Linked DNA regions of Homo sapiens: region 1 is linked to region 2. Evidence: chromatin contacts called from ENCODE Hi-C data. All regions are on one chromosome and are shown on one strand. Each heading gives the region's core, a stretch centred on a gene start or an enhancer-like site at or near the end of the contact. The rest is flanking DNA. Distances are from core to core; before and after follow the strand shown. Region 1 has its middle 160 kb from the start of LINC01243. Region 2 has its middle 240 kb from the start of LINC01243.

Region 1 (2,700 bases), core at 37-2,536, 400 kb before region 2:
ATAGGCACTACATGATACTACAACACATAATGGGTTGCTAATACTTATGTGACATAAATTCTGTCTTCTACAGGGGATTCCCATTTCCAAAAAGAAGTTAACCAAACAAACAGAAAACTTCATAGCCAAATTTTCATTTTAAACGTATGTTTTAAAGTGCAGCAAATAAATAATAAATGCATGAAATAAATTACTTTTAAAATATATTCTGTCCAATGTTAAGGAGTGTTTTCTTTAAAGCAGTTCATACAGCTCATTCAACTGCACATATTTATAAATGTTTGAGTTTCTCATGTTTCTTCTCACAGAAATTTTTTTTTGTTTTTTGATTCATTTTCCAAATATAAGCTCAACTACTATCACTGCCTTTTCAGGTGTTATGTAATAATTTTTATTTAATGATGACAGCATAATTAAGATTTTAAAGTATACTCTATGTCTATACTCTTGCTTATTTTTTTTCAAAAGGTAGGCACAATGCTAATTTATTTTGTGTTTGAGCAAGGTACAAATATAAAAAAACATTTCTAGGAGTCTTATTTTATAAAGAAGAAAAAAGTCGTAACTCTGATCTTATATTTGTTGAAAAAAATAGTAAAAATGGAGTAAGAACTTTATTTCACTTTATGTGTGTTTTTGTGTATCTGTATGTTTGGAAGCAAACAGATAACCCGTGATTATCACTTGTCTATCTGTCCCTTAAAAATAGTACATTTGTAATATATTTGTTCTTAAGTCTGATATTTTAAGAGAGAATATCAAATAGAACAGAAAAAAATCATTTTGAAATTTTTGTCTGATCCTGATCCATTTAATCTTGAGCTCAGCTATCCAGCAGCACTTTTCCCTAAACGTGATTATCACGTTTAGGGAAACACTTCTTGTCAGACTACACAGAAAATCTTTCTGAATGTAGGCTCCTGTGAGGTCTCTTGTTTTCAGTAAGTTAGAGAACTGATGTGATATGTTTGTTTGATATAGGATAGAGTTGTGATATTTGTTGCTGTATTTGTTCATATGGTGTTTATTTTCTGGAAAACAAAAGTTCTTACATCACTCTATGAAACTCATAATGGTTTTAGATAAGCTCCGTGGAGGCTTTCATTTCAAAGAGTTCAACATTCGGTAAATAGAAATACTCTTATTAGTCATACAGAATCATTTCACAATAATGTTTTCTAATAACACTGGAGAATTTGTGGGGCCCTCTCTGGGCCACTAACCCTGTTACAAACCACATCTACTTGCAAAACAGCTAGAGTTTCAGGCTGTAGTTATCTGCCTTAGCTAGGATTGAGCAAGCAGAAGACAGCTGCTGCCCTTTCTCATCTAGCCTGTAGGGTGAGCCTTGCACGTGAATCTATCAGAACAAAAGCAATCTATTGACCTAAATGGGAACTGAGCTGATACATAACCTCTGCTAAATGATCCATATCACAAAATGGTTGATTGGAGTGCTAAAAATCTTTTTGGATATTTTAATCAGAATTTTAGTAAAGACAACACTGGTATGCTGTCTGTTTATGACACGGGCTATTAAATCTAGACTTTCCTACTTCAGTTGATTGTTTGTAACAAGAATTAAATTGTGCTTCTAAAATTCCTTGCTTGTCTCCCCCCGGTGATTATGAGCATGCTTCCTTTTCCTCGGCCAAGTTTACAAGGTTTAAATGAAAAATAGTGTTGCCATGTTACACCTATGTGATCTGCATAATAGCTCAAGATGAATAGTGCTTCTTCAACTTTAGCAAAGGAAGATCTGTATGTTTCTTAAGCACTTGAATTTTAAGCATTGTATTTGATTGATGTTCTTGAAATGATACTTTCAGTTCTTTGCTAAAAACAAGGGTACATATCTGAAAGAAGCTCATCAGTCCAATAGCTCTTACAAATGTGCTGCTTTCTGTTTTTAAATAGAAAAGCGTCTGTCCTGGGCTTTTCTTTTTTCATTCTCACAGTGGCTCATTTGCACCATTCCTAGAAATATCATCACACTTGGCAGCTTTTCATTAAATGAGGGAGTGAATTTGTCAGCGTTCTCACAGAGAGCTATATTTATCAGGGCTTGCTTTTACACATTATAAGCTTTCTGCCATCCTGGGGAAAGCATGGAGAACAGTCAGTTCCCAGTGCTTCTTGCCTGTCAGGTCCAAACAGCTCAGAATTTGTCTAGGTTCAGCCTATAAGCACTGAAGAGGAGTTTGTCTCTTTTGCAAGGGTCCAGTTTTGTTGATTTTTCTTCAAGCTGTGTTTTAAGACTAGCTAAACACCAGGTGAAGTTTTTTGTTTGTTTGTTTTTTAAGTTGGGTGCAGTGGCCCACGGCTGTAATCCCAGCAATTTGGGAGGCCGAGGCAGGCGGATCACCTGAGGTCAGGAGTTCAAGACCAGCCTGGCCAATATGGCAAAACCCTGTCTCTACTAAAAATACAAAAATTAGCCGGGCGTGGTGGCAGGTGCCTGTAATCCCAGCTACACGGGAGGTTGAGACAGGGAGAATTGCTTGAACCTGGGAGGCAGAGGTTGCAGTGAGCCGAGATCACGCCACTGCACTCCAGCCTGGGCGACAGAACGAGACTCCGTCTCAAAAAAAAAAAAAAAAAGAAAAATTTTTTAAATGGGCTTGTCATTCATTATTAGGTGAATTTTCATATGAAGACAATTATTGTATTTTCCCATGGAATCTCTAGACACATTTGTTT
Region 2 (2,700 bases), core at 144-2,643:
TATTTTTTGTTTAAAAATATAGAAGATAGGCTTTTGGTTGGGGACCATGGATTGCCTAGAAGACAGTACTAAAGAGGGAACAGCAAGGCAAGGGATCATGAAAGAAGCTCCATGATAATAAAATGGTGTATATACCTTGTTTTGCCTTTTCAATAACCACTACCTGCCTTAACTTCTCTAAGAACTTCTTTTATCTTTTCTTTTATTAAAAATAGTGTACTTCCACCCTCTAATCCACTTACACAGTGGATTAGACATAGCAGGAACCTATTCCTAACTCAAACCAATTATCTTTCAGTTTGTTTGTGTTTTTGTAATTGGTGTAATTCAGAAACTGTCAAATTTCTTTGGCTATGTGGTCTTGGAAAAACAAAGAATGTAATGAAGAGAGAAGAATGAAGTAGGCATGTAGAAAAGGCATCAAGAGACAGAAAGCAAATTCTTATTAGACTCAGAGTTACATCTCATGCCCAGCTGTCTGCATTCCTTCCCTTAATTTCTTTTTTTTTAAAACGTTTATTTTATAGGTTCAGGGGTACATGCACAAGTTTGTTATATAGATAAATTGCATGTCTTGGGAGGCTGGTGTACAGATTATTTCACCACTCAGGTAATAAACATAATACCTGATAGGTAGTTTTTTGATCCTCACCCTTCTCTCACCCTCCACCCTCAAGTAGGACCGAGTGTCTCTGGTTCTCTTCCTAATTTCTGTAAGATATTTTGATATTCTTATAACAAATTTCTGAGTTTTCTTATTTTATTTTAGGAGTGATATTGTTTTATTCATCTTAAAATTTTAAACTTTAAATTCACATTACGAAGTGATCTCTTTCAAAGTTGGTTGATAGCATTTTTAACAGCCTTTAATGTCTGTCCTATATGTATTCAGCTAATCAGAAAATTGTCATGTGATAGTACTTGTGGACCATAATTTATTTAAAGTTGATCAAATTTAAAGTCGATAATACAGTCCACTTGAAGACAATTTATTTTTTGTACTTTGGTATGCAAATATATATGTACATATTATATATATAATATTTCCAAATTAAATGTTAAGATATTAATCCTCTGACATCTTAAATAAAATAAATATCAAACATAATGTGTAAATTTCATTTGTGGTGGAAAGGTCATTAAAAAATGTAAGAAAAAAATAGCCAGCCATGGTGGCCCACACCTGTAATTCCAGCAGTCTGGGAGGCCAAAGTGGGTGGATTGCTTAAGCCCAGAAGTTCAAGATTAGCCTGCATAATATACTGAGACCCTGTCTCTACACACACACACACACACACACAAAAGTAGCCAGGCTTGGTGGTGTATGACTGTAGTGCTAGCTACTTGGGAGCCTGAGGCAAGAAGATCACTTGAGCCTGTGAGGTTGAGGCTGCAGTGAGCCACTGATCATGCCACTGCACTCTAGCCTGGGAGAGACTGAGGTATGATTGTGCTACTCCACTCCAACCTGGGTGACAGAGCAAGGTTAGAAAAAAAAAATTGAAAAAGAAAAAAAGGAAAGAAAAAAATAGTCCTGTTTTAACCGTGTAGATATGCTCTTTGCTTAACCATTTCATTCAGTTATCCCTACTGTTAACCAAGTCCCATAGTAAACAATTATTTAATGATTAAATCCTCTGATGATTTCAAAATAAAACTCGGGCCATTCTCAACTGTAAGGACTGTGGCAAAAATAATTCTCACAAAACTTCCTCTTTAGTCACATAGTGTTCTAAAGCATTTAAAAAAAAGGTAAGGGATGTTTTATTTCCATCTGGGTCAGGTGTGAAGGTCAGTGCTATAGAAAATGGTAGGAGGCACATTCAGCAATATTTTTCCTTTTCTTTTTTAACGTTCAAAAGCAAGTATAGAATCCACCTACACAAGAGACTTTGTTCAGAGTTATTTGATTTGGATTCCTACTGTGCAATGACACATTGCCTAACTATGTGCTGGGGCAGAGAAATTGAGTATGAAGTTGTGGTGAGCTGTGGTCAGGCCTGGCCACAGAAAACCCATGGGTGGACATAAAGAAAAAAACTTCTCATCACTGACGCATGAATGTAGATAAGAAGAGAGTGATACTGCATAGACGAAGCCAAAATTTCCAGGCCTGTAACCCTAACACGAAGTCTGGTAAACATGGCCTGATAAAAGGTTTGTTTTCAGTTATTTTAGTACTTAGACTTTTCATGTGTAGACATGAGTCCACAGACTTTCTGACTTAGTGGACTGAGACTCCTACAACTGAGTTGTGGAAATCATAACACTTTGCACACAGCTGCATGAGACACAAGGAAAAATGATAGCCCTGTTCAAACACCTATATGCTACCTGTTTGCAACTTTGCACTAATTTTTAGCCGCTTTAAGAGTAAGTCCGTATAAAAGTAGTTTGAAACAAATCCAAATTGACATTATTTCCTCTCCTTTTATGCGTAATGACTCTGTGATCTGCCCAAATGAAGGAGATTTATATTATATTTTTCCTGTTACACACACACACACCTTCACACAAATACATGCACACACATACTCACTGTCTTTTTACAATGTCTTTGGAAACAGGTAGAAGAAAGTATTAATACTATATGTGTCATGCCTGTAGTGCTAGCTACGTGGGAGGCTGAGGCAAGAGGATCACTTGAGCCTGTGAGGTTGACGCTGCAGTGAGCCATTGATCATGCCACCACACTCTAGT

The links. A loop is a pair of places that touch in the nucleus more often than their neighbours do. Pooled maps may share reads with other maps.
Region 1: a pooled map shows a loop between it and region 2 (3-fold over the local background). The contact joins two enhancer-like sites. A Hi-C loop is called at or near these places in 12 of 168 maps with a recorded cell type or tissue (CD4-positive, alpha-beta T cell, CD4-positive, alpha-beta memory T cell, CD8-positive, alpha-beta T cell and 6 more), 31 of 37 single-sample maps with no recorded cell type and 22 of 50 pooled maps.

Annotation. Positions count from the first base shown.
Region 1 is chr9:31,541,182-31,543,881 of GRCh38, reverse strand. No RefSeq gene overlaps it. Among named protein-coding and RNA genes, the nearest start is that of LINC01243, 160 kb to the right of the region's middle. Within about 2 kb of position 1,286, at least 3 of the 41 ENCODE cell types and tissues checked have a DNase peak (open chromatin) inside an H3K27ac peak, as active enhancers do.
Region 2 is chr9:31,136,669-31,139,368 of GRCh38, reverse strand. No RefSeq gene overlaps it. Among named protein-coding and RNA genes, the nearest start is that of LINC01243, 240 kb to the left of the region's middle. Within about 2 kb of position 1,393, at least 2 of the 41 ENCODE cell types and tissues checked have a DNase peak (open chromatin) inside an H3K27ac peak, as active enhancers do.